2 separate regions of the Homo sapiens genome follow, and region 2 is linked to region 1. Evidence: chromatin loops called from intact Hi-C (ENCODE). Cell type or tissue: Caco-2. All regions are shown on one strand. Links, peaks and the distances in the headings refer to the core of each region. The heading gives the core; the rest is flanking DNA. Region 1 holds the start of LOC105372719 (a long non-coding RNA gene). Region 2 has its middle 4.5 kb from the start of MIR124-3.

The links. A loop is a pair of places that touch in the nucleus more often than their neighbours do. Peaks named below come from ENCODE experiments on the same cell type or tissue, not always from the same donor. Only the 100,000 strongest peaks of a DNase experiment are listed, where the experiment ranks them.
Region 2: a loop joins it to region 1, with 2.3 times the contacts of the local background. A loop is called at or near these places in 7 of 110 quality-filtered maps.

What each region holds. Positions count from the first base shown.
Region 1 is chr20:63,114,794-63,123,681 of GRCh38, reverse strand. LOC105372719 (a long non-coding RNA gene) reads right to left here and starts at 7,446. Exons shown (of 3, transcript XR_936993.3): 1 at 7,197-7,446; 2 at 5,054-6,840; 3 at 1,729-4,566. RefSeq lists an enhancer at 1,358-1,859 and silencers at 3,687-3,870, 6,978-7,178. In Caco-2, for the core only: no CTCF peak of the experiment used is centred there; DNase peaks (open chromatin) are centred at 3,061, 3,621, 4,401, 7,051 and 6 weaker places; H3K27me3 peaks cover 989 bases.
Region 2 is chr20:63,169,515-63,178,402 of GRCh38, reverse strand. No RefSeq gene overlaps it. Among named protein-coding and RNA genes, the nearest start is that of MIR124-3, 4.5 kb to the left of the region's middle. RefSeq lists enhancers at 1-656, 3,557-4,131, 4,708-5,282, 5,283-5,859. In Caco-2, for the core only: a CTCF peak has its summit at 5,466 (motif pointing right); DNase peaks (open chromatin) are centred at 1,798, 4,451 and 5,454; H3K4me3 peaks cover 905 bases; H3K27me3 peaks cover 777 bases.

The DNA of each region.
Region 1 (8,888 bases), core at 356-8,355:
TGGCCTCGGGCCACAGTGGTCCACGCTTCAGTTTTCTCTGCCTCGGTGTGACCATTGGGAAACCAGGACCTTGAGAGCCCTTGCGGGGCTGCCGTGATGGCCCCAGGACTCTGCGGCTGAGCGTCAGTTCACGTGTGTGGTCCAGGTCGCCCTCCCATCACCACGTGTGGGCTTTTCTGCCCTGTGGGCACCTTGGGACCCATGAGACTCTCCAGCATCTGGCTCTGGCTCTGGCCAGTCTCTGCAGCCGGCGTCATCTCGGCCCTCCCTTCCCACAATACGCTTGTTGCCGTGACCCTTGAGGTCTCTGGGCTGGTCCATGGGTCACGGGTGTCTAGAAAGGCTCCAGACAACAGGAGCTTGGGGACAACATCCACTGTGTCCACTGCAGGCTGAGGGACAAGGGCCACCATGGTGCAGAAACCACGGCTGTGCTCAGGGACCACCTTATGCAGATAGGTTTGGCTGTCACCCAGGCTGGAGTGCAGTGGCATGACCTTGGTTCACTGCAGCTTCCTGGGCTCAAGGGGTCCTCCTGTCTCAAAAAAAAATAGTTAATTAAAATATAGTCCCAAACAAATGGCACTGGGAAAACTGCACATCTACATAAAAAAGAATGAAGCTGGACCCTTACCTCACACCATATGCAAAAATTAACTTGAAATGGATCAAAAATTAACTTGAAACCATGGAGCCACAGCAGCACCAGCCCCTACTGCACTGAGCAGGCTCAGGGTAGATCCAGGCCAAGTTCAGTCCTGGCTGCTCTGTGGGCACCATTGTGTTTCCAAGTAAATCCAACCCTCGTCCCATCTCCTTCCACAACTGGACGTTGAGCTATCCTCTGTAAGATCATATCCACCCTTTAGAAAATAACAAGTGGAAAGCACAGCGAAGATACAGGTGTGGCCCCATACAGATGCCCTCTCCTACGTGACCACCATTCACACGTTTATTCATATATGTATTATTTGCATATAAGCGCAAATGCCCCCTGAAAACACACACAGGGCCACATGGTGTGGTAGGCAGAGTAATGATCCCACAAAGTGGCCGTGTCTGAACCCTGGAACCCATGAATGTGACCACAGGGACCCTCCAGGCAGGCTTAAGTCAGACGCCCTGAGGTGGAAAGATGACCCTGGGTTACCAGGGTCTGAGGGTGCAGTGTCATCACAGGGTCCTTACAGTGGAAAGAGGGAGGCGGGAGATTCAGAGGAGAATGTGGATTCAGAGGATGTGAGGATGGTGCCATGAGCCAGGGGCTGTGGCAGCTTCCAGAAGCCGGAAAAGCTACGGCATCAGCCCTGCTTGCACAGACATCAGCCCAGGGAGATGGCGTTGGACTTCTGACCGCTGGGCCGTCCGATGACATGGAGGTTTCCACCCCTCTGTTTGTGGTGAGTTGTTGCAGAGCAACAGGACCTTGATGCACAAATGTTTGTGCCATGGCTGACTTTGGCCTTGCCTCCGGATGCGTTCTCAGGAGCTGCGGCTCTGATGGGCGGTGGGGTGTGGCCGGGGGGCCCGTTACGCATCCAGCCCTGGGTAGTGCCTGTTCTCCCTGAGGGTCGCCAGTGCTGTGGCGCTGCCTGGCCGTGAGCTCGCTGCCCCTCCCTGACTGGCCTCTGGGTTCCTCCCTGGGGGCCAGGGTCAGAAGCTTTGGCCCTGCCTGCAGCGTCGGCCTCTGCTGATGATCACACGCATCGAGCTTCATAGTTTCATACATTTTTTGCTAGTTTGAAAGTCAAACTTTATTTAAATCTGCATTTCTTTAATAGTGACACTGGATAGTTTCAAGTCATTTATTGGCTTTTGGGATTTCTTCTGTGAGTGGTCTGCCCAAGCCCATTCTTCAGTTTGCAGTTTAGTTGTTTTCCCACTGATCTGTGATGTTTCGTCACCTTTCTGTATCACGTGTGTCCCAAACAAGTTGCCGGCAACGCTTTTGTCTCTTCCGTGTCGTACACGAGTTTGTTTGAGCTGCATCTGTTGCACGCTTGGTGCAGTTTGGTGCCTTTTTTTTTTTTCTGCTTTTATGCAGAATGACAATGGGCTGGGGTGGAAGACAGGCCCTGAGATGCTGCAGGCTGTGATTTTGCAGTAGCAGGTCTTGTGGACTCGCCTGACTCTTAAGTGACCCTGAGGGGAGCAACTGGAAACCCTCCAGCCTGGGTGACCTGGGGGTCCCTTTCGTTTCAGGGCGGGTGACCGTGGGGGCGCCGTGCTGGGCTGTGCAGTCGTCATGGTTCCTGCCTCCCAATGCACACACATATGTGCTTGCACGGGAGCATACATACATGCACCTGGGCACCGCAGCCACAGGTGCACACTCAAATGTGCTCAAGCACACACAAGCATGCGTGTGCACACTCCACACTCATATACACACGTGAAGGCAGACACGAGCGTGTGTATGAGTGCCACGCCCCGGGCTCTGTGCGTGTGGGCTCCAGTGCAGCTGGCTCTCTGGGGGAGCACTTGGCAGAATGCTGCCAGCTCCACACATCCCCTCTCCTTGCACTTAATTCCCAATTCCAGGAGTTTCCTGCTCCCTGCTTTCCTGAGCACCTGGCAGCTGAGCACCCTCAGCCTCACCCTGGCCTGGCTCTTCCCCAGGGCTGGATACCCAAGGCCCAGCTTCCCTGCCCCGCCTCACCCTGTGTGCATGTGGGGGGGCCAGGCAGGCCAGAGGGACAAGAGCCCATGTCTGGGGCCCCACCCTCTGGTGGGCAAGGGGAGATGGAAGGCGGGGGGCTGGGCTGGAGGCTGAGCCAGGCAGGTGGCAGAGCCTGGGCCCGGGAGGCGAGGACTTTGGGGAGGAGGATGGAGAATGGCCCAGGAATGGAGTCGCCTTGACAGGAGGGTGGGAGCAGCCCCTGCCCCTGCCCCTTGACGGGGGCCTCAGGGCAGGGCCAGGCTTTCGTTGGGTGAGAAATTGAAGGGCTCATTCTGGGGGAGGGGAGGGGCCAGGACCTGGAGGGTACAGGAGAAAGGTGCAGGGTGAGGGAGGTCAGGAAGGGGGGTGCAGGGACTCGTGTTGGGGTGACTGTGCAGGGGATGAGGGGGACACAGGCACTTCCTGGGCTTCCTGGGCATCGAGCGATCAGACCGAGGGTCCTGAGGTGCTGAGCCTGGCACACACAAGCCTCTGGGCCCGTGGAGGCGCATGGGACACACAGTGGTCATTCGGACCGTGTTGGCAGCAGGGGCAGGCTGAGCGGTGGCCAGGAGCACAGGCTGGGGGCGGCCTGCGTCCAGGTCCAACTCCATCCGGCTCTACTCTGCAGCCAGGGGAAGGCCACTGAACTGCTCTGAGTGGATCCTTGGCTGAGCATGGACAGGAGCCATCCAACCTCATGAGCCATTGCTAAGATGAACGTGACAGTGCTGGAGGGTGGGCCCAGCAATGCACAGGCACCTGATGTCGGTCAGCGGCTGGCGGCTGTGTCGGAAGGCCATGGATGGGGGCAGCTGGGAGCCTGGGAGGACCTGCTGGACAGCATGCCCGGGGCCCCTGCACATCCAGCAGCTTGCTCTGGGGAAGGTTCCCCAGCTGAGAGCATCTACAGTGGCAGCCCCTCCCCCAGCACCAAAAGAGGTCAGTCTGTGTGGAGGCCTCCCTGGCAATCCCCTCACTGGCGCACACCAGGCTGGCACCAGGCCTCCCTGGTGATCCCCTCACTGGTGTGTACCGGGCTGGCACCAGGGGTCAGCTGGGATGACAGCACCTTTTGCCCAAGGCTGGCTTGGGTGCTGTGGAGGGGGCCAGTCCCAGCAATAGTCCTGCTCAGCAGAGGGGACAGGCAAGATGGCAAGGTGTGCTTGCCTGGTCCCTGAGTTGGCCCAGGTCCTGGCCTCTGCTCAGGCTCTCTTCTTCGTCCTTGGTGCTGTCTTCCATCCTCATGGTGGCCGGGGAGGCGCAGGAGGGAGCTGGGAGCTGTGGTGTCCCCTGGCGTGGCTGTCTGTCCTCCAGCAGCTGGCCCAGCACTGGCCCTTGTCGGGCTGTGGAGGAGGAGGCTTTGTGGGCTGGAGGCAGGGAGGGCTGCGTTCTGTGTCATGGAGGCGTCTATCACTCTGCTGTCTGTGGGTGGTCAGGCTCCGAGCTCAAGCTCTTCATCAGCCCCAGGACTCTCGGTGTCTTTTCTCTCCATCCCTGCGTAGCGGGAGAGGCACCCAATGCCAGATCCCAGCAAAGACCCCCTGGGATACTCGGGCCTCTGTGGCCTCCTTCCTAGGCCTTGGCGTCGTGCCTGCTCTTCTGAAACTGCCTGGCTGGGGCCCCCTGCACTTGCCAGCCCAGCAAAGCCCCTGTGTTGGCACAGTTGTGGGTCCCACCAGCCCGGAGGCAATGATGGGGACCCGTGGGTCCCTGCTCCATGCCCAGCAAGTTGTTGCTTCGCGGCAGGGGGGCCCTTGTTAGCTACTGCACATCGCACATCAAGGACTTCCTGGCCGCACGGTCGTCACTAATGAGGTTGGCTGAAGGGTGGCCTGTCTCATTAGCTCTGGCAGGCTAAGTCTGCCAGGGAGGAGCTGACACGAAGATTGCTTTTTTTAATTACTCTGTTAATTGATATAAAACAGAAAGGACGCAGATTAGTTGCGTGCAATTAGCAAATTAATTCTCAGCAATTACAGACTTAATAATGGAGCGGCTTTGCGGTCGCATGTTGGGCTCTGTGGCTTATTGATTGTGTTTTTCAGAGGGAGAGATTTATGGAGAAGGCAGGAGGGGGCGGGGAGGGTGCCTTGAGTCCCCCGTCCTCCAGAGAGAAAACATATGGGCTTCGGGAAATGGAAATAAGACCCTGTGCAGTGCTGCCTCACCCCCACCAGAATGGCCCAAACCGGAAAGACTGGCTGGGCAGTGCTGGGGGGCTGCAGGCAGCGGACGCTCACACTGTCTGGGGCTGTGCATGGTGCGGCCACTTCAGAACCGCTTGACACTTTCTAGTACAGTCAAATATACACCCACCATATGACCCAGAAATTCCAGCCCCAGATGTTGCATGGGAGAAATGAAAGCATTTGCTGGCTCCAAGGCCGGTACCTGGAGGCTCACAGCAGCGTCACTCACAATCGCGTCCAACGGGAAGCAGCCTGAGCATCCATGAGTGCAGGAGCGTCCACCGTGCAGTAGACACTGCCCAGCAATGCAACGAGCGGCGTGCAGCGGACACTGCCCAGCAATGCAGCGAGCGACATGCAGCGGACACTCCCCAGCAATGCAGCGAGCGGCGTGCAGTAGACACTGCCCAGCAATGCAGCAAGCGGCGTGCAGTAGACACTGCCCAGCAATGCAGAGAGCGACATGCCGCGGACACTGCCCAGCAATGCAGCGAGCGACGTGCAGTGGACACTGCCCAGCAATGCAGCAGGACACAGCGGGCATGTGCTTTCCTGTGTGAGCATGTGTGAGTATGTGTGGATGAGAGAGCTGCACGTGAGGGGCACCTGCTACGTGCTCCTACTCACCCAGGGTGGGGGTCAGAGACGTGGGCACCTTTGGGGGCGCTGTGGAGTGGAGGGGAGTGTGGGCCTCCTGGGGGCTGGAAGTGGTCTCTGTCTGGATCTGGGGGTCACATGTGGCTCCCGCTACTGCTCCCTCGACATGGCTCTGAAGAGCAAAGCCCCAGGGCTGCAGCAGCCCTTCAGGGGCCCGCAGCCACTTGGAGACATACATTTCACAGCCTGTGTGCATGTGTGCCTGCGTCTATGTTCGTCTCAGTGCTTTGGGAGGCTGAGGCAGGAGGATCACTGGAGCCCAGGAGGTTGAGGCTGCTGTGAGCCATGACAGCGGTCCACACCGCGTTAACCCCCTTGCTCCTGTCTGCGTGGTGGCTGGTCGTCCAGACAGACTGTGGATTCGGTCCACACCGCGTTCACCCCCTCGCTCCTGTCTGCGTGGTGGCTGGTCATCCAGACAGACTGTGGATTCGGTCCACACTGCGTTAACCCCCTCGCTCCTGTCTGCGTGGTGGCTGGTCGTCCAGACAGACTGTGGATTTGGTCCACACTGTGTTCACCCCCTCGCTCCTGTCTTCGTGGTGAGGTTGTCCAGGCAGGCTGTGGATTCAGTCCACACTGCGTTCACCTCCTCACTCCTGTCTTCGTGGTGAGGTTGTCCAGGTAGGCTGTGGATTCAGTCCATACTTCGTTCACCCCCTCACTCCTGTCTGCCTGGTGGCTGGTTGTCCGGGCAGGTCGGGTGCTGGGGGATGTCACGTGCCCCTAAGAGGCAGCCCTTTGACTGGAATGACACTGATCAGCCTCAGGGCCATCTCCCCATGAGAACCACCAGCCATCTCTAGCCCTTTGTAAAGTCTATGTCTACATGCAGACACGTTGTCATCTGTCGGCCAAAGGCAAGCCTGCTTACGGAGCTAGTTTACTCCAGCCTGTGCGATGGGAACACGAGGAAGCAACCCACCACTTCCCTCCAATAAAACCTGTACTGGCAAAGTGCCCAGCTCTGCAGAGATCCAGAAAGTTCTCAGGTTTGTTTACTTTTCTCTTTCCACTTTAGATTGAATTCTGCTGGCATCCATGCAAGCTGGAATACAGGAAGGAAAGGGGAAAGCCGTGGTCTCTTCACTCCGTTGGTGACGAGGTATTAGCTTCTGCGATGTGCCAGCACCAGAGGCTCTGCCTCCTACGGTCTTGTTTGAAGACACAGCAGATGACTTCTTGGCACAAACAGAGGTCTCTGACTGGGGAGGTATCAAAGATGCCAGAAGGCGAACCAGCGACAGACAGCAGGTGACATACAAGGACCCTCAAAGAGGTCTCGGCTCAGATGGGATGCCCTCCTTCCAGGCTGAACTAAACCTCTTCCTCCTGTGGGAAACAGCCCCAGAGACGTGAGGAAGCTCCACCCCAGATCACACGGCAAGGCAGCAGGTGTTGAGGCCGGAGCCTGCACCCGTGCCGCGTTTTGGGGGGTGCTTTGGGGGATAAAGCACTCTGGCCCCTATCATGGCAATACTCCGTAATCCTGGAGTCCCCAAGAAAACAGATGAAACCCAGCTTCTGGCTGGCCGGATGGGCCGCGGCGCTGTCCGAGGTTCTGAACGGCATCTCCGCACCCCGCCCTCCGCCTGCCAGAGCCTCGGCAGTCACCGGTCACCGGGACTTAATTCGCAAGTGCCCAGCTCTGCGGCTCCCCCCGCGCAGCTCCCTGCAGCTGTGCTCACCTGGGCCATGGATTCCACTGCAACGAACTCCAGGGAACTTTGAAAATTATTTTTTTCCACTGGAATGTGTGTGTGCTATAGTTTCATTGTTCTTAATGACATGAGAGATGTATGGGTAACCGGCTGAAAGTTGGGGTGCTGCTGTACTCTGTGCCTAGCTCTGGTCTCCATGGGGGATATAAGTAAAAACAGCACAAGGCCTGGGTCCACCCCATGGAGCACAGTCTAGGGGGAGAGACCTCCCGTGCGGTTGCCGGACTGGGCGTGTGGTCACATCTGACTTAAGAGCCACAAAGAGGAAATGTGTTGCTTTATAATGGCATAAAACCGGGGCACTGGCCTAGTGTGGGTGCCAGGGAGTGTGGGTGCCAGGGAGTGTGGGTGCCAGGGAGTGTGGGTGCCAGGGAGTGAAGGTCTCCATGAGCAGGGGGCATTTGAGCCGAAGATGGAAGATTGGTTGGAGGTACTTGGTGAGGCTTTTCCATGAGATGGTCCTTTGTCCAGCACTGATTCAAGTAATCAGAGACAGCAGGAGCGGGGGAGGCAGCCCTCACCTGAGAAGAGGATCTCTGTGGTCCTCCCACCTCTTCCATAGTTTCCAGTCTGGCCAGCCCCTGGCTGCTGCCTCTGGACTCTGCTTCTAAGCAGCACCTCTGGCAGCTCTGTGAAGGCTGGACCTGGGGTGGAGAGGGCCTTTGCCTTGTCCCGGCGAGGATGTCTCATGCATCCAGCCTCAAGTGAGCCCTTCCCGTGCCAGAGGGGTACCTCCCTACCAACTGCCCCAACCTACTGACTGCCTCAACTCTGCTCATCCAAAGTACACCTAGGTGGGCTGCAGCACGGTGCCGTCCGCAGCTCACGGCACCCACTCATCACATCTCCTCCCCATCAGGCTGCCCTCTCCATCTGTCACCATGTTTGAAGTTCCATCACCTCCTTGGGAGGTGGTGGGGCAGGAGCCTTCACCAACATGCGACACATGAGAAAACCGAGTCTTAAGGAGGCCTCAGAGCTGGTTTGAGCAGGGAGACCAAACCAGGTTTCCCTACCCCGTAAGCCCCCAACCACACACTCCCTCCTGGTCAGTAACCACAGACACAGACTGTGTGCACATGTGTGTGTCCGTATGTGTGGTGTGTGTGTGTATGTGTGTGCCTATGTGTGGGATGTATGGTGAGTGTGCGTCTGTGTGTATCTGTGTGTGTGGTGTGTGGTACGTGTGTGTCTGTGTGTGCACATGCAGGTTTGCATGCATGCAAATTTGCATGTCTACGTTTCTATGGTGTGTGTGTGTGTGTGTGTGTGTGTGTGTTTGTGGTGCATGAGCATCCGTGTATGGAAGGGGCGGGGGCTCTTTCCATCTGGTGCTGTCAGTGATGCTGAATGAGACGTTGCTACCTGGCATTGTCACCCGTAGCTTTACCCTGGACTCTTAGGCAGCTGTTTGGGAGTCTCGCTTGCAGAATTTACCAGAATGTACAAAACCAAAACAGATTATTTGCTTCTCACCCCCGTCTCTGCCAACGCATTCAGAAAAGTCACACTTATGCAAACATTAGAGCCGTCGACTCCCCGCTCCTCAGAGCCCCATGACAAACATCCTGGAGTGTGACCGCAAAGGTCATGCGTGCCAGACAGAAGAGACCAGCATCTGCAAGAGGCAGGGATCTGGGAGTGTCTGGTGGCCACCAA
Region 2 (8,888 bases), core at 617-8,616, 54 kb before region 1:
GCCGCGTGGCGGGCAGGGCGGGGGCGCTGCGCTCAGCCGACTGTGCTGTCCCAGTCCGCCCCCGACTCGGAGGAGCCCACACTTCTCCCCTTTCCGCGGCAGAGAGTGGGCCCCCAAGTGCGTCCCTCCGGGCGTTCCTGGAGCTGGGGCGCCCGGGAATCGCGAAGACGGATTCCGGGGGTGGGGGTGGTGAGCGCGTGCGCACCCGGCCGCCTCCCGCGGGGCTCCGAGGGGCGCAGAACCGCTCCGACTGGGCGGCGCGAGCTCCTCCGCAGCTGCCTTCCCCTGCCGTCGCCCTGCCCGTGCCGACCCAGGAGCGCGCACCGAATGCGGTTAAAAGAACGAATCTCGATGCTCAAAGATGAAAACTCGTCTCTTTTTACAACCCAGCGAGCTCGTCCTCTCCGCGCGCAGCGGGCCCGCGAGAAGGCGCTCGAGCTGTTCGTGGAGAGAAAGACGGGGAGACCCAGAGAGGCCGCTTGCCCGGCTCGCCCCGGCCCGGCCCCGAGCGTAATTACCAGTCCCGGCGGGAGCCGCTGCTGCCGCCTCCGCTCCCTGCGCCTCCCGCGCCGCCGCCAGTTCCCGCCTGCTCTTCGGCTCCCGGGGGCCCCGCGCGCTGCTGCCCTGGGCGGAGAAGGGCGCGGGAACCCCGAGAAGGGAGCCAGGCAAGTCCCCGAGCGCCGCAGGCCGGCTGCGAGCCGAGTGTCCACGGGGTCCACGCTGCAGGCGCCCAGCTCCTGCTAGCCCGGCCCGGCCCCGATGCAACTGTCCCCGCGCCCGCCGCCGCCGCCGCCGTCGCCGTTGCCTCCGCGCGTATCCGCGCTCCGCTCCGGCACCGGCCGATTATCACTGGGGCGCGCGGTGACGTCACCCGGACACCGGCCCCGCCGCTGCCTCCCCGAGGTGTCCTTGAGAACTGCGGGGCACGCGCGCCGCGCACACGCGCACACACGCACTGCGCGCCTCGTGCCTCCCGCGCATTCGCACCGCGTCCCGCCCCGCGCGCTCCTCGGCTCACGCGGACTCAGCCATCGAGCGCCCTCGACCGTGCCCTGCGCCCGGCGGCCACACGGAGACCCAAGGAAACGCCTGTCTCCCACACACTCCAGCCCCTCACATGGCCCTCCTGCACCCACGCGCGCAGCCCCTCCAGCTGCACATTGACACCTCTAGCCACACCCCGCCACGCGCACGCCTCGCCACGCGCACGCCTCGCCGGCACGCAGCCCAGCGGCACCCGCAGACACGCACCCGCACTCGGGCCCTGACCGCGGGTTCGCGTCTCCTGTCTGGCGCCTGCAGAACGCACTCTGCCGCGCAGCTCACACCGCGGTCCTCCAAGCCTCTCAGTCCTGAGAAAGGCAAGGGTCCCGCCGGCCTCCTGCGGATGGCCCTGCTGGGCTCCGTACAGTGGGGTGGGAATTAAAGGTCGTCCTTCCCCGCCCCCATCGGAGCTTGCGGTTCTCACAGTTTCAGACCGGGATGGGAGCTCTTGCCCGTAGGGACCACGGAATCACAGGCGACACTCCACGGCCCGACTGCAGTCACTGCCAGCTCGATAGGGTCCTTGGGGCGCCCCCGATCTGGCCCTCTAGGGCCAGGGATCAGTGGCTTCCCCAAGCCTCACCGTCCGGAGCCTCCCCCGCTGGCCTTTGTTTAGACTGCAAGGAGCGCAGGCCGGCGCGGCCGGCAGGCCTCTGTCCCCATCTCCTTCCTCCTAGGGCCAACCCAGCCCCTGCGCCATCTGCCCTCGGAGCAGAGCCTGGGCCTCCCTGGGAGCAGGTCCTGCTTCCTTCCTTTTCCACCCTCTCCAGCACTGCCCAGCCCATGGACAGCCGGTTAGGAAGGGCGGCAGGAACTCGGGTTGGTTCTGCCCGCACCGACTCCGCCGGTCCTCAACCATCAGGACGCCCCTCCCCCTTTGGTGCGGCTTCAACCTGACCCTTCCCAGCCGCAATTCCTCGCCCTTCGCAAGTGTCAGGGACAATCTTTCTTTCTCACAGGTCACGCACAAGCCCTCTACTCCTCCACAGCCCAAGGGGAACCTTCTGTTCCAAGCGCAAAGCTCTGGAAGCTGCCCCAAGCCTGCGGGTGCCGGCAGCCTCAGCAGGTGCAAGCCGGACGCTGGAGGGGCTGGAGGGCTGGGGAGGCCAGGCTGCAGCAGCCCCGCTTCATTGGAGACAGTTGCCCTTGGCCTCCAGTGGTCGGAATCGGACCCTCACCCTAATGAAACGGGGGCAGTCCCCAGGGCGGTCCTAGGCTCCCAGTCTGAGGCATCCGCTGTCCATGGTGTTGAAACGGAACCCTGAAACCTCCGCCTCACTTTCGGACTTTATACCCCCAGCCCTCTTCTCACCAAGGGTTGGGGCCAGGGAGGCCGGCTCCCGGCCCCCTCCCCTCCCGTCCCCCACCCTTAGCTTCCTGGACGGGTCCAGGACGCCTCGGGATTCCAGCTCCTTGGAGCTTGTTCCCATTCTAAGGGGAAAGACTCCTTAGCACCCCCCATCGGTACCTTGGCTTCGGGGACCCCAAATCTTTCTTTGGGTCTCTTTTCCGTACAGGACCGGCTCCACCTGGGGCAGGGTGGATCGCCGCCCCTGGCAGACCTGTTCCCTCACCTGGCGGAGCACCTTCGTCCTTCCCACTTTACCTTTGGCGGAGGGCTCTCTGGCAGGCCGGGGTGGGTAAGGTGGAAGGCTGGGGGTCGCCCCCTTCCCTTGGGTCACCCTAGATTTTTGTACATCCCTAGAAGAACCCGGCCCCTCTTGGAGTCCTGAGTAGCGATCGGGGTCCCCGGCTCCCCACTTCCACCCCCGGTGTGCAGCGGCCCCCAGCCAGGCGGGCTGGGGGAAGGGCCGTCCAGGGCTTGGGGGCGGAGCCGGCCGGTAGGAGCCGCGCGGGAAGGGGAGCCCGCCTGCAGCCTCTGCCCCGCCCGCCCCGCAGAGTCCGCTCCGGTGGGGACCTTTTCGGTGGCCCCGCGAGCTTCGTAGGTTTCATAAAAGTCAACTTACTGCTGCCGGGCCCGGGCTGGGGTCTGTGCTTCCCCCGCTCCGCGGGGGCCTAGTCTCGCCTTGCCCGGCGCCTTCTCTCCGCCGCCGCCCACGCCGCCGCCTCTCCGGAGCACACGGATAATTTGTTTGTGGATTTGTTTATTTGCCAGCTCCGGGGACAGTGGGGGAGTGAAAAGGGGCGCGAAGGTGGGGGCGGCGGCGCTGCCGGGCCAGCTCGGGCTCCCGGTTCCCGGCGGCCGCCTCGGTGCGCACAAAGGCCGGCGCGCAGCGGGGCCGGCAACTTCGCTACGGGTCAGGTGGCTCCGGCGGGGGCGGGAGCGGGAGGAGGGGAGGAAACACGGGCCGAGACCCCCACCCCCTCCCCCTCCCTCTTGTCCGCCATCCGTGAAAGCCTCCGAATAGCGTGGGATTAAACAAATCAACAGAACCCGTGGAGAACCCCTCCCTTTCCGCTCCTTCTCCCTCGTCACCACCCGCTCCTCCTCTGCGGGAGGCCTGTCATTCCTCCAGAAAGAGGAAAGGCCGCGGCCCACATCTGGGAACAGCTGGCTCACCACCTCTTGACCCTTGACCCTCGCCTCCTTTGGAGTCTGCTGCAGACCACCCCCCACCCAGCCCCTGCAGCATGCGGAGGTGGGGAGGATGTGGAAGGCCAGATGGAGGTGCCCACAGTACAGATGTGGGTGGCAGAGGGGGTGGGGACCCTTGCCTCCCAGTGGCCCACAGCTTCCCAGTTCCAGCTGGGGTGGTCAAAGGAGCTCAGAGGCCCCCACCCAGTGCCTCACCCAGGGATGGCGGAGACTTCTGTCTGGCTCTGCAGCAAGGCCTGGGTCCCCCTCCCACCCAGCATCTGTGACTGTGACCCCAAACATCTCCCCTGTGGGTAAGGGGGCCTCCCATTCCTCCCACGCCAGGCTTAACCTCCAGAGGTGGGCAGATGCTTGGTGCCATGAGGAGCAGGGGCCCCCGAAGGCCCATCCCACCTAGCAGGGGCCCTCTTCCACCCCCAGGAGCTCCAGGGACACTGCCAGGCAGCTTGATCCCCAGGACTAGGGGGTGGGAGTGCAAACATGGCAACTGGCCCCACGCACAAACTCAGAGGCAAGGTGCAGGGAGCAGGGAGACTCCATCTGCAGGTGCTCCCTCCACACCTGTCCCCTGGGCTTGGGTCTGGACGAGGCCAGTCGTGGGGCCCCGTGCCTGGTGGGGAGAGGGAGGGCCTCTCCTGGTCTTGCTCCTCCTCACCCTTTGTAGCGGGTGGCAGGGACCCCGCCTGCCTGAGCGCTGAGGGTGGGAGTGCAGCAACCGACCACAAAGACCTCGATTGTCAGCCCGCCCAGGCGCACAATAGGGTGGGGATAGCACAGGGCCTGGGGCCTCCGCATGGAAATGAGGCCACGGCCCCTTTCTCTCTGCTCCCGGCCTGGCCCCCTCCTCCCTGGCCCCAGTGAGAAGGAATACATAGACCTTGGACTGACCGTCCCAGAGGCGGAACTCCTTGTGGGTCCCGCCAGAGCTACTGGGCTGAGAGCTGGGCAGAATAGAGGCCAGGTAAGCACTGCGCCTGGGCGGGCAGGGAGGCGGGAGCCAGTGTGGAGCGAGGGGAGCTGGGTGCCTGGCCCATGGCGGGAATAGGCCTTTTGTTCCCCAGGGGCCAATATTTCAGCCTGAGGTGCGAACCTGGCCAGTCCCAGCCTCCCTGGCCATGCACTGTTGCTGGGGAATTGGGGATATGGAGCCTGGGCCAGCAGCCCCCGGCCCCCGCCCCTTGCCCAGGGCTGGCCCCCTCTACAGGGCGCCTCTTGGCTTTGGGCAGCTGCCTCCTTCCCATTGCCTCCAAGCCTAGCCTAGGGTCCTAGAGGGTGTGTTGCGGGGAGGGTAGGGAGGCTGGCCCCTGCTGGCCCCACCTAGGGATCTTGGTGTCAGCAAATTACCCTGGAGGAGTGAGGGGTGAGCAGCTTGCCCCAGCACTGCTCTCTTCTCTAGAAAGATGGAGGAGTTTGAGAGCAGGAGCTTCGAGAAGGCTCTGGGGCCTTGTGGCCTCGACTCCTCCAGCGGGAACCCCTCCTGCTTGGCTTTGGGGCCACCCCAGGCATGCAGCAGGACACCCATTTAGGGCACTTTCCTTTTGAACCTGGGCCTCAGGACCACCCAGAACAGACCTACGCAGAGCTGGGGCAGGGTCTCTCCCAGCCCTGGGTCCCCCTCCATGGGACCCAGCAAAGTTGGATGCGGCCAGCGTGGCCACAGGGTGAGGGCTCTTTGTCCCTGAGTCCACATGGGGTGGGGACTCTGTGTGGCCTCCTCAGTTACAGCCTGACCTCTAAGTGGGAGCAGGCGGCATCTGACAGGGCGCCCTCTCCTTCCTCAGGCCCTCAGGTGTCCCCCATGGAGCCCCCTCCTGGTCACAAGGGCGGGACTTGGCTCAATGCCCCTCCCCCTATGTTCTCAGCGGCCCCAGCACTCAGGACCCCACCAGAGGGAGCTCCACCACAGAGGCGCTTGTGGGGCCCAGCTGGCCCAGGCACCAATCCTCCAAAGGTGGAGCTCCCTCAGAAGTGGCTTGGCTCGGGGTGCAGAGAACAAGGCCATCCTTGGCTGGGCTGACAGCTGCTGGATGGCCTGCAGCTCATGGTCCCGGGGTAGGGCTGGAACGGCCCTTGTTCTGTCCCTCCCTCCAGGACACATCTGCCAGTCCTTTCTCAGGGTTCAGGTCCCCATCACTCTCTCAGCACCTGCCCCTGGGTCTCTGTGTCTCTCCCCTGGTCTCTGTCTCTTTCCTGTCTCTGAGTCTCTCCCCTGGTCTCTGTGTTTTTGCCAGTCTCTGTGTCTCTCCCGTGTCTCTGTGTCTCTCCCCCTGGTCTCTGTGTCCCCCCCAGTCTCTGTGCCCCCCCCTGGTTTCTGTGTCTCTCCCCTGGTCTCTGTGTCTCTCCCCTGGTCACTGTCTCTCCCCTGGTCTCTGTCTCTCCCCGGTCTCTGTCTCTCCCCTGTCTCTGTGTCTCCCCTGGTTTCTGTGTCTCTCCCCTCGTCTCTTTCTCTCTCCTGTCTCTGAGTCTCTCCCATGTCTCTGTGTCTCTCCTGTGTCTCTGTGTCTCTCTCCCTGGTCTCTGTCCTCCCAGTCTCTGTGTCTCCCCCCGTCTCTGTCTCTTTCCTGGTCTCTGTGTCTCTCCCCTGGTCTCTGTCTCCCCCTGTCTCTGTGTCTTTCCCCTGGTCTCTGTCTCTCTCTTTGGTCTCTGTGTCTCTCCCTTGGTCTCTGTGTCTCTCCCCGGTCTCTGTCTCTCCCCTGGTCTCTGTCTCTCCCCTGGTCACTGTCTCTTCCCTGGTCTCTGTCTCTCCCCTGGTCGCTGTCTCTTCCCTGGTCTCTGTCTCTGTCTCTCCCCGGTCTCTGTGTCTCCCCTGTCTCTGCATCTCTCCTTCTGGCCTCTATGATTCTCCTCATCTCTGAATGTCTCTCCCATAGGTCTATGTGTTGCCATCTCGCCTTTTCTTGGTTCTCTCTCATCGCTGCACCATCTTCCTCCTCAACTTCCTCTTGCTCATCTCCATCTCTTTCCATTTACCTCTCAGGAATGACTCCAGCAAGAAAGGAGGGCCATCAAAGGGACTTCTCAGGCTGCTGTCTGCTTTTAGGGACATGGGTATTCTCTTACCTCACTCTTGGGGGATGCCCCCTCCACCGCTAAGTCAAATGCCACAGGAGTGTGCCATGCTGGGAAGAAACTGGAGCGTCCACCCCAGGCCATTGCCCTAGGGCCGCCTACCTCCCTGTGTAACTGGGGCCAGGCATCTAGGGGCAGGGGAGGAGAGGACAAGCCCAAGGAAGGATGGGCTTAAGAAATGGGAGGGATTCCTGGGGCTGAGCAGAACAGCAGCCCACCAGGCAGAATGCACCCCTCCTGTCTGACCAGTGCAGACCCTCCAGGGAGGGGGCATGAGAGCCCTGGGATTTCCCCGGGTCGCAGAGAGGCATGGGTCTCTGTGCTGTCCTGGGTCTTGCTGCAGGGAAGGACACACAGCCTGCTCCTTGTGCCCAGCTGCCTGCCTGGGGCTGGCCCTCTGCCTGGGGCAGCTCTGGGAAAGCAGGCAGGGTGGACCTAACAGGGCGGTATCCTGGGGTGGGGGCTAAGGATGGCGCACCTGTAGGGTGCAGAGAAAGGACCTGTTAGTGCTGGTTTGTCTTCGAGTCTCAGACACTCCAGAATGTCCTTGTTTTGACAATGAGGGCAGGCGCTGGGCTCAGAGCCTTCAGTGGCTGTGCGACGTGGGTAGGGGCAGGTGAGCCTGTTTAAGTGCAGTTGTGTTCATTTAGGGTATTGTTTATTTAGGGCAAGTGATAGTGATTTTCCACTAATAGCGGAAATAGAAAGCTGTCTTTAAAACACAGTTACTTAAACGAAAGAGTGGATAGAAGGGAGATCTTCTGTCAGGAAAGGGGCTCAGTCGCCACAGGGGCTTCCATGCTTCTGGAGGGCCTCACGGTTTCTGCACAGAAGGCTTATGTCAAGCATTGGATTTCATGCTCTAATTTGTGACTTTTGAAAATCTGCTATTTTCCTCCCACGCTCGCCTGATGGGAGTTGTGCCTGGAGTTGGCATCAGATTGGGGTGGGCTGACCCTGGGGCTATCTGGGGCACTCTCCTTGTCACTGGGGGCTTCTCAGGCTGGACAAGGGAGTGTGGGCCTGCATTCTCAGGAGAGGCAGCTGAATGTGTCTGCTGGGGAGGAGCAGAGGCAAAGGATGAACTGGGCCCTTGGAGGTGCACCATGGTCTCATCCCTTGGCCATCCCCAGGACCACTTTGTGCAGCTCTGTTTCCCACTGTCTTTCCAAGCCTTCTTTCTCCCTATATCTTCCCTTGGAAGTGGCTTAGACACAAATTCTCACTAATGTGTGAATGACTGACTGTGAAGATGTGCTGCATCCCAGCCAGTGCACAGAGATCCCCTCCTCCCCTTGGCTCTGGTGGCCACCTGTGCTGCACCATGGGCTCTGAGCCTCTGGCTTTGGCTGAGGGAGGGGAGGATGTGAGGGAAAGGAGGGGAGGGAGTGTCAGCCCCCAAGCCCCTTGCAGGACTACTCACCACATCCCTCTGGTCTGGAGGGGTGGCAGCCTCAACCTCTCCAGCCCCAGGATGCCGTTCTGTCCCTGGGTTTCCCCACAACTGCCCGTGTCACTTGTTAAACCCTCCTGCAATCCTCAGCTCAAGGGCACCATCTGTTTCTTTGCCAGTTGTCTTTACTGGGAGGGAAGGCATCAATGGCAGGACTTCCTGCCCCTCAGACCAGGGCAAGAAACTCTGGGAGCCCAGAGAGGCACCTTCACCCTGGTTCCCCCGCCAGCAACAGTCTCTGTGCAGGTTGATGGAAGGGAAGAGCCTTCTGGTGGGGGACCAGTGAGGCTGTTGAGGATGCCAGGCAGGGGTGGGGCGAGAGGCAGGGATGGGGAGAGCTTAGGCCCTTCCTGAGCTCCACCCAACGAGGGGTGAAACAGTGCTGGGAGATCCGGGGACTGGGAGGTGCCTGCATTCCGAAGGTGACTGTGCAGAAGCTCAGAGCTGCCCCAGGAGACTAGGGCAGAGTGGAGCAACCTGGCCCTGAGCAGAACAGGGAAGGTGGCAGTGGTAAGAGTGATGCAGTCGCCAAATTCACAGGGATCTTGAGGGCCAGACCCTGACCCCAGAGCTTTACAGGAACCCCCACCTAATGCTGAGGGAGGGTGCAGGGAGAGGAGGACAGGAGCCCTGAGGGTTGACGATGGAGGCTGCAGAGACCAAGTGAGGGGCTCACCCTTCAGGCCCTGCAGGCTTTGGGAAGAGGAAACCCCACCCAGGGATGTTGGGGGAGCATTTACAGAGAACAGACCAGAAGAGCAACCT